Regions from separate parts of the Homo sapiens genome. Here region 2 is linked to region 1. The links are chromatin contacts, found by Hi-C or POLR2A ChIA-PET in ENCODE. All regions are on one chromosome and are shown on one strand. The core of a region is the stretch at or near the end of the contact, and the rest is flanking DNA. Distances in the headings are between cores, read along the strand shown. Region 1 overlaps CD109 (CD109 molecule). Region 2 holds the start of CGAS (cyclic GMP-AMP synthase).

Region 1 (4,995 bases), core at 1,383-3,882:
TTACTAACACTGAAGGTATTCGATTATAAGCTAACATTGAAGGTATTCGTATATTTGTTAAACAATAATACTAACCCCCTGGTAGTCTCCTGGACTTTAGTTTCTCTCCCTCTAATCACCCTACATGCTGCCACCAAAGTGATCTTCCTAAAATACAACTTTAATCATGTCATACTTTTACATAGAAACTTTCTACTAAAGCAATAAGAAGACAACACATACTGATGATTTTTGTTTGTTTGGAAGTTTACCATAAGGGTGTCATACTTTCTACACTATCATGTTTGGATGTTTTTACCTTACTCATGCATTACTTTTATAACCAGAGGAAAATTATGAAGGTATGATCCTATAACTTTTATAATTTGAGAGACCCATTCACACACATTTTGTTTCCTTTGTCCTCAGAAGTCCTATATTGAAATTTGCATCACTGATTGAAATTCAAAGTAAAATACACAAAAGTTTTTAGAGCTGCCTGTTGTCTACAAAATGAAATACAAAATTTCAGCCTGATAGCCAATATCCTCCACAGCTCGGCCCACAAACTTCCCCACCTTTCTCTTCAACTACTACTCTCTACAAGCCCTCCATGCCAGCCAGTGCCTGCTCCCAGCCCCACAGCCCTGTCAGCCAGCTCAGAGCCCACCACTTCCCATCCAAATCCTACAGTCCCCTCCAGCCCTATCTTGGACTTGTAAAGTTGTGAAGATCCTTAAAAATCCCTTGATCCAAACCCCTTATTTTACAGCTGAGGAAACGGAGACCCACAGCTGAAATGCCATGCCCACCATCACTTAACTAGAGCACAGTACCCAGGTCTTAGGACTCCTAATCTAATGCTCTTTGCATTTGTTACACGAAGCTTTTCTGATTGTAAGCTCCTTGAAAGCCAGGTCTGTGTCTTGTCACCTTTAGATGTGTACTGACTGGTGTTTCTTCCCACCCTCGCATACAACACAAAAGCTTCATATTTTTAGCTTTATTCCGATCCCTACTAACCTGACTATGCCTAAACCTATTGCCTACGTAATAGCAATCATGTAATACCCTATTTTTCCCCTCTTTTATTTTTACCATAAAATTGGGAGAGCTTAAAAATAAAAAAGAAATCACAATGGAAATATCATCCTGTAAAAGTGTCAGCTGATGTACACTGTCCTACTTAGAGGAATGACAGAGTCAATAGGGTTTGCAAAATGAGAGAAAATGTTTATTAACATTTACATCATCCTTTCCTTCCCTTTCCTGTTTAGAGTCTAAACACCTGTGGTCTAAACTGTAGTTGCAACATATTTCTCTATGGGGTTCAACCCAAACTCAGCATCAGAATCAGCTGTGGTGGGTTTAATAAATAGAGGTGTCCAGTTCCTACCCCAGAGCTACTGAATCAGAATTACCAGGGCTGAGGCCCAAACACAACAAATGCATTCATTCATCCATTCCTTCAAGAGATATTCATTGCGCCTGAGTGGCAGGTGTAATGGGAATACAACCCCGCATGGACCTTCTGATCTAGTGGAAAGAAGGATATTTATCAAATAACCACATATGTGAGTATGTATTACAAATTATGATAAAAGCTGTGAATTAACATTTACAGAGAGTTATGAAATCTGGAGATGAGATGGGAAAAACAGAGTCAGATCAGGTAAGACCCTGTGTAGGCCATGGTAAAACATCTGAATTTTGTTCTGAGGCCAGTGGAAAGTCTTTGGACAGTTTTAAGCTGGGGAATAACATGATCCAGCTAATGTTGAGATTATTTTTACTGCTGTGTAGATAATTGGTTGCAAAGGGGAAAAAAACCAAATGCAGAGAGATTAAGAGACACTGTAATATCTAGGAACAATATAATAGTGGCTTGGACAAAGGAGGGAGAGGTGGAAATAGAGAAGTAGGTGGATTTGAAATATATTTAAGGTTGAGGCAGGCAGATCACTTGAGCTAAGGAGTTAGAGACCAGCCTGGGCAACATGGTGAAACCCCATCTCTACAAAAAATACAAAAATTAGCCGGGCATGGTGGCACACGCCTGTACTCCCAGCTACTCGGGAGATGGAGGCAGGAAGATCACTTGAACTCGGGAGGTGGAGGTTGCAGTGAGCTGAGATTGCCTGGGTGACAGAGCAAGACTCTGTCTCAGGGTAGGAAAAAAAAAAAAGAAAGAAAGAAATATATTTATTTAAGGGAAAAAGCTGTGGGAATTGATGAAGGCCTGAATATGGGTGGTCAGGCAGCATGAGGTGTCAAGAACTCTAAGGTTACCAGCCTGCACAGCCGAATGGATAGAGAATTAAATAAGGTAGGAAATGCTGCAGAGGAGCCAGGTGTGGTGGGGAAAGATTGTTAAGAATGATACTGGACATGAAGAGTTTGGGGTGCTTTGAAACATCCAAATACAGATGTTGATAGTTTTAAAGGTAGATAGTTTTAAAGGTCTAGAACTCAGAGGTATAGGTTCTCTCAGAGAGGCCAATTTGAGAGTCATTGGTGTATAGATGGAAACTGAAACCATGCCTTCGGGTGAACTTCCCTAGAGTGAGAAATGAAAGAAACTTAAAACCAAACTTGCAATGTGCCAATATGTAATAGAGAGTAAATGACGAAAGTGACCAAGAAGAAGAATCCAAACAAGTAGAAAGAAATCTCAGTCAAACTGGAGTGAGTTGGGAAAATGGAGGCAGAGAGATCAGACATTTTTTTTTAGAAGACTGGCTAGAATGGGAATGTGAAGTCACTGAAGAGGAAGTAGAGTTAAAGTACAGTACTTCTCTATATTTTTTGTTTTTTCAATGAGAAAGAATTAAACATATTAGATTTTATAAAAAGATCTAAGACAGAAAGAGATCCAGTTTGAAGACTGAGAAGAAAGAGACTGTCAACACTGCAAGTTTTCTGACAAAGTAGAGGAAGAAAGAAGCCAAGGCAGAAATCGGGATATTGGTCTTAGATGTGAAGAATAGGACCTTTCCTCTAAAAAGAAGAGAATAAGCATGAGATGGGCACAGGCAACACATGCAAATCTGGCAGAAAAAGTGAAAGAAATTCCCATCTGATGACTGTGTTCTCTGTGAAGTGGAAAGGAAGATAATCTACTGAGTGTGAGGAGGGAGGAATCAGAACCTCCCCAGGAGACAGTTTTGTTCCTGGATCCCTTCTCTCATTAGAAAGGATTACAAATATTCTGGTTCTTATCAAGGCTGGAACTAAACACCTGAAGAACTGAAGCTGGTCTATACCTGACAGTCACTCATAGTGACAGGACTTGGGAATAATGGATCTAACCAATGACCAAGACATAGACCATACAAGCCTCCAGTTAGCAGAATAGTGGCCAGGTATCCAGGGATCACAAGCACATTCATACTCCTAAAACAGTGTTACCATCTGCAGTACAAATACATTATGCAGTACAAGGGACAAACTTGTTTCCTTGGTGTTGAAAAAAAAAAAGTACTAACTAGAAACATATTCTCTTTAAAAACAAACAATAAACAAAAATCACCCATTTAACCCTCTCTGTTCCTACTCAAAGTAGAAGGAACTATGGTTTTTAAAGACATGTAACATGACCACCTTTCTTGGGCACCTATCTCAAGCAAGGGAGCAAAAGCAGCAGCATAGCTACAGGTTTGTACTGAATAGGAAAGTTACCCTTGAGGGAAAATAACTCCATTTCTTGCTCTTTCTCCCTTTCCTCACTCCACCCAGGGACTTGGTACTCATTTCAGTGCCCCCTTCCCCCTCACCCAGGGCTGCCACCACTGGTCAGAGCCCAGTGAGTTATCATTTTCCAAAACTCCCTCTATGCCACTGAAAATAAAGCATCATACAGAACCATACACACATACCACACAAACGTCAAATTCTTGCTTTTTATATTGTACTATAATAACATAAGATATAACCACTGGGTGCACTGCGTTAAGATAATATAGGGCCGCTTTGTGCTATCTTCGCAACTTTCTGTGAATCTACCTAAAGGTAAACAGTTATTTTTAAAATTAATCTTCTTGGCTGAGCACAGTGGCTTATGCCTATAATCCCAGCCCTTTGGAAGGCAGAGGCAGGCGGATCACTTGAGGTCAGAAGTTCAAGACCAGCCTGGCCAATGTGGCGAAACCTTGTCTCTACTAAAAATACAAAAATTTAGCCAGGCGTGGTGGTGGATGCCTGTAATCCCAGTTACTCGGGAGGCTGAGGCAGGTGAATCGCTTGAACCTGGGAGGCGGAGGTTACAGTAAGCCAAGATTGTGCCACTGCACTCCAGCCTGGGTGACACAGCGAGACTCTGTCTCAAAAACAAACAACAAAAAATTAATCTTTGTAAGCCTCATATGACCAAGGTTATAGAGGCTGTGAGGTGACAGCAGCCTAATCCTTAATAGTATATTAATGGATATTAAATAGATGAACCAAGTAACCTACATGCTGGACTCAAATCTTCAATCTAAACACATGGCTGCTGTGGTCAGAATCTGGGACACGTTGGGAACAATCCAACGTGCAAACAAGGTGATCCCGTGGCATCCACAAGTCATATAAAAGAAGTAGGTATCTTCTCCACCAATGCATACAGCAAGCCCTGTTGACATCTAAATTCAACCTTAAAAGGAGGCCATATTAAAACAGCAATTGCTGGCCAGGCATGATGACTCATGCCTGTAATCCCAGCACTTTGGGAGGCCAGGGCGGGCGGATCACCTGAGGTCAAGAGTTCAAGACCAGCCTGGCCAACATGGTGAAACCCTGTCTCTACTAAAAATACAAAAATTAGCCAGGCCCATGGTGGCACATGCCTGTAAATCCCAGCTACTCAGGAGGCTAAGGCAGGAGAATCACTTGAACCTGGGAGGCAGAAGTTGCAGTAAGCTGAGACAGCACCACTGCACTCCAGCCTGGGTGACAGAGCAAGACTCTGTCTCAAAAATAAATAAATAAATAAAACAGCAATTGCTGCACATATTAAATAATTTAATTTTACAGAACTGA
Region 2 (4,995 bases), core at 1,352-3,851, 300 kb after region 1:
TCCCAGCTGCGCAAGAGGCTGAGTCACGAGAATCTCTTGAACCCGGGAGGCGGAGGGTGTGGTGAGCTGAGATTGTACCATTGCACTCCAGCCTGGGCAACAAGAGCAAAACTCCGTCTCAAAAATGAATAAAATAAAATAAAATAAAAAGAGAGAACTTTACACAACTTTTTTTCCCCCTGAGACAGAGTCATTTGCCCTGTCGCCCAGGATGGAGTGCAGTGGTCTGATCTCAGCTCATTACCACCTCCGCTTTCCCGATTCAAGCAATTCTCCCGTCTCAGCCTCCCCAGTAGCTGGGTTTACAAGCATGGCCCACCACACCTGGCTAATTTTTGTATTTTTAGTAGAGATGGGTTTTCACCATGCTGGACAGGCTGGTCTTGAACTCCTGACCTCAAGTGATCCACCCACCTTCGCCTTCCAAAGTGCCGGGATTATAGGCGTGAGTCACCGCACCAGGCAGAAACTTTACACAACATTTTAAAGATTTTCTGTGCTTTTTAAAAAATGTCAAATAGAAGTATTTACTCCAATTGCAGTCAATCTTTGTTTCATTCCATCTTGTAAAAGTTGAATATTTTCTCTTTCTTATTTTTTTCTTTTTTCAAAGTATTTTTCATTTGTTATTAATTTTTTTCTTTTTAAAAATTATTATTTTATTTCTTATTGATTTTTAAAAAACCCTATTTAAATTTACATTGAAAAAGTTGGCCGGGCGCTGAGGCTCATGCCCGTAATCCCAACAGTTTGGGAGGCCGAGGCAGGTGGATCACGAGATAAGGAGTCCCAGACCAGCCTGGCCAATATGGTGAAACTCCTTTCTACTAAAAATACAAAAATTAGCCGGGCATGGCGGCGCACACCTGTAGTCCCAGCTACTTCGGAGGCTGAGGCAGGAGAATCGCTTGAATCCGGGAGGCAGAGGTTACAGTGAGCCGAGATCGTGCCACTGCACTCCAGCCTAGGGGACAGAATGAGACTCCATCTCAGGAAAAAAAAAAAAAAAAAGGGAAAAGTTTCTGGCCAGGCGCCGTGGCTCACGCCTGTAATCGCAGCACTTTGGGAGGCCGAGGCGGGTGGATCACTTGAGGTCAGCAGTTTGAGAGCAGCCTGGCCAACATAGCGAAACCCCGTCTCTACTAAAAATACGAAAAATTAGCCGGGCGTGGTGGCGGGCGTCTGTAATCCCAGCTACCCGGGAGGCTGAGGTAGGAGAATTGCTTGAACCCAGGAGGCAGAGGTTGCAGTGAGCCAAGATCGCACCATTGCACTTCGGCCTGGGTGACAAGAGCGAAATTCTGTCTCAAAAAAAAAAAAAAAAAAAAAGAAAGAAAGAAAGAAAAGAAAAAGAAAAAAAAGAAAAGAAAAAGTTTCTGTGGCAGGGCACAGTGGCTCATGCCTACAATCCCAACACTTTGGGAGGTTGAGGAGGGAGAATCGCTTGAGTCTAGGAGTTCGAGACCAGCCTGGGCAACATAGTGAGACCTCCCCATGTATACAAAAAAATTAAAAAGAAAAGAAAAAGCTGGGCATGGTGTCCGCACCTGTAGTAACAGCTACTCAGGATGCTGAGGTGGGAGGATCGCTTGAGCCCTGGTGGCTGAGGTTGCAGTGAGCCGAGATTGCGCCCCCCTAACTCAAACCAAAATTAAATTTAAAAAAACTTTCACTTGAAAGAGAAAAGTTTCTCTGTCAATGTTTTTGTTTTGTTTTGTTTTGTTTTGTGATGGACTCTTTTTCTGTTGCCCAGGCTGGAGTGCAGTGGCGCGATCTCGGCTCACTGCAACCTCTGCCTCCCGGGTTCAAGCAGTTCTCTGTCTCGGCCTCCCGAGTAGATGGGACTACAGGCGCCACCAAGCCCGGCTAATTTTTTGTATTTTTAGTAGAGACGGGGTTTCACCATGTTGGCCAGGAAGGTCTCGATGTCTTGGCCTCGTGATCCGCCCGCCTCGGCCTCCCAAACTGCTGAGATTACAGGCGTGAGCCACCACGCCTGGCCTCTTTTTCTTTTTTGAGACAGAGTCTCGCTCTGTCGCCCAGGCTGGAGTGAAGTGGCACGTCTCAGCTCACTGCAACCTCCGCCTCCCGGGTTCAAGTGATTCTCCAGCCTCAGCCTCCCGAGTAGCTGGGATTACAGGTGCCCGCCACCACGCCTAGCTAATATTTGTATTTTTTAGTAGAGACGGGGTTTCTTTCGCCTTGTTGGCCAGGCTGGTCTTGAACTCCTGACCTCAGGTGATCCGCCCACCTCGGTCTCCCAGATTGCTGGGATTACAGGCGTGAGTCAGTGTGCCCAGGCAACACACACACACACATATATTTAATTATAAGAAAGACCAGGTCTTGCTGGGTTGCCCAGGCTGGTCTCAAACTCCTGAGCTCAAGCGACCCGCCTGCCTCGGCCTCTCGGATGCTGAGGTTACAGGCGTGAGCCACCGCGCCCGGCCCTACCTCATCTTCTTAAGACAGGGGCACGGATTGCCTGGAGAGTTAGAAACTTCGAGACTTTTGTAGCCTCAGGAAAGGCCGCGGCCAGCCTCTTCGCGGCATGGGCGTGGCTCCCAGCGACTTCCCAGCCTGGGGTTCCCCTTCGGGTCGCAGACTCTTGTGTGCCCGCCAGTAGTGCTTGGTTTCCAACAGCTGCTGCTGGCTCTTCCTCTTGCGGCCTTTTCCTGAAACGGATTCTTCTTTCGGGGAACAGAAAGCGCCAGCCATGCAGCCTTGGCACGGAAAGGCCATGCAGAGAGCTTCCGAGGCCGGAGCCACTGCCCCCAAGGCTTCCGCACGGAATGCCAGGGGCGCCCCGATGGATCCCACCGAGTCTCCGGCTGCCCCCGAGGCCGCCCTGCCTAAGGCGGGAAAGTTCGGCCCCGCCAGGAAGTCGGGATCCCGGCAGAAAAAGAGCGCCCCGGACACCCAGGAGAGGCCGCCCGTCCGCGCAACTGGGGCCCGCGCCAAAAAGGCCCCTCAGCGCGCCCAGGACACGCAGCCGTCTGACGCCACCAGCGCCCCTGGGGCAGAGGGGCTGGAGCCTCCTGCGGCTCGGGAGCCGGCTCTTTCCAGGGCTGGTTCTTGCCGCCAGAGGGGCGCGCGCTGCTCCACGAAGCCAAGACCTCCGCCCGGGCCCTGGGACGTGCCCAGCCCCGGCCTGCCGGTCTCGGCCCCCATTCTCGTACGGAGGGATGCGGCGCCTGGGGCCTCGAAGCTCCGGGCGGTTTTGGAGAAGTTGAAGCTCAGCCGCGATGATATCTCCACGGCGGCGGGGATGGTGAAAGGGGTTGTGGACCACCTGCTGCTCAGACTGAAGTGCGACTCCGCGTTCAGAGGCGTCGGGCTGCTGAACACCGGGAGCTACTATGAGCACGTGAAGGTGAGCTGCTTGGCGCCCTCCCGCCGAGCCCCGCTGCTCGGCCTTCCGCAATCCGCAGTCCCTACCTTCCCCGGGTCGCGCCCCTCACTTCCCTTCGGAAGTAACTTAGACTTTTGCATGTTTTTCGGTAGCCTAGTCTAAGTAAAACGACAAACCGTTCGTTTATTCATCTACACATCCAACGATCAGACAACCAACCGGTACTGATTGCTGGCTAATTTCAAGACACTGCTCCCGGGGGAATTCAAATGTATGGGTTCATTCATGCAAGCCGACATGTATCGAGTTTCCGTAACAGGGCAGTGTTTGATGGTGTGGACCTGAGGTCCCGAGTCAGATATTGACTTGGATAATTTGAAGTGGTCTGTTAAAAATTCCACGTAGACTTTTTCCTATGAGGAAGACCTCTTACTCCATAGAAAAAAAGATCTTCAGTTTCTCTCCCCCTCTTCCTCCCTGCCCCCTCTCCTGCTATCCCGTCTGACCCCAATTTCTTTTTTTTCTTTTTTCTTTTCTTTTCTTTTTTTTTTTTTTTGAGGCGGAGTCTCGCTGCGTCCCCCAGGCTGGAGTGCAGTGGCGCTATCTCGGCTCACTGCAAGCTCCGCCTCCCGGGTTCACGCCATTCTCCTGCCTCAGCTTCCCGAGTAGCTGGGACTACAGGCGCCCGCCACCATGCCCGGCTAATTTTTTTTGTATTTTTAGTAGAGACGGTGTTTCACCGTGTTAGCCAGGATGGTCTCGATCTCCTGACCTCTTGATTCGCTCGTCTCGGCCTCTCAAAGTGCTGGGATTACAGGCGTGAGCTACCGCGCCCGGCCGTCTGTCCCCAGTTTCTTACACAGAAATCATGGGAAGCTTACAGTATAATGTTAAACAAACAAATAAGAATATCTCCTACAGATACTAAAACGCTTTCTAGATACACATTCCGTATAATTGCTTCGACGTGTGTATTACACAGCTCCATTTGCTTGTGGGTGATTGAGTCATTAATCATTCCTGTGTAAATTGAAAGTTTAGAAGCAGGTTCCTGACTGGAGCGTGTTTCTTGCCCAGCAAGAGATTTGTTTCTTTTTCTTTTTCTTTCTTTCTTTCTTTTTTTTTTTTTTGAGACGGAGTTTCGCTCTTGTTACCCAGGCTGGAGTGCAATGGCGCGATCTCAGCTCACCTCAACCTCCACCTCCCAGGTTCAAGCGATTCTCCTGTCTCAGCCTCCTGAGTAGATGGGATTACAAGCATGAGCCTCCACCCTGGCTAATTTTGTATTTTTAGTAGAGACGGGCTTTCTCCATGTTGGTCAGGCTGGTCTAGAACTCCCGACCTCAGGTGATCTGCCAGCCTCAGCCTCCCAAAGTGCTGGGATTACAGGCGTGAGCCACCACACCCGGCTTCTTTTCTCTTCTTTTTTCTCTTCTCTTCTCTTCTCTCTATCTCTCTGTCTCTCTCTTTTCCTCCCTCCCTCTCTTCCTCTCTCTCTCTCTCTCTTTATTTTGTTCTTTCTTTCTTTTCTTTCTTCTTTCTTCTTTTTTTGATGGAGTTTCACTCTTGTTGCCCAGGCTGTAGTGCAGTGGTGCCATCTAGGTTTCGCTGCAACCTCCGGCTTCCAGGTTCAAGCGATTCTC

What was found. Hi-C counts contacts between places; a loop is a spot of excess contacts on that map. ChIA-PET counts read pairs that join two places held with the same protein, here RNA polymerase II (POLR2A). Pooled maps may share reads with other maps.
Region 2: a pooled map shows a loop between it and region 1 (2.3-fold over the local background). The contact joins the promoter of CGAS here to the enhancer-like site in region 1. A Hi-C loop is called at or near these places in 7 of 50 pooled maps. POLR2A ChIA-PET finds 5 or more read pairs at or near these places in 3 of 52 experiments (MCF 10A, activated CD4-positive, alpha-beta T cell and activated T-cell).

Annotation. Positions count from the first base shown.
Region 1 is chr6:73,745,053-73,750,047 of GRCh38, reverse strand. All of the region lies in intron 5 of CD109 (CD109 molecule), which reads right to left. Among named protein-coding and RNA genes, the nearest start is that of CD109, 51 kb to the right of the region's middle. Within about 2 kb of position 2,632, at least 2 of the 41 ENCODE cell types and tissues checked have a DNase peak (open chromatin) inside an H3K27ac peak, as active enhancers do.
Region 2 is chr6:73,449,903-73,454,897 of GRCh38, reverse strand. It overlaps CGAS (cyclic GMP-AMP synthase), which reads left to right and starts at 2,601. Exons shown (of 5, transcript NM_138441.3): 1 at 2,601-3,373. The coding sequence starts at 2,717. RefSeq lists an enhancer at 2,320-2,799 and a silencer at 2,970-3,179.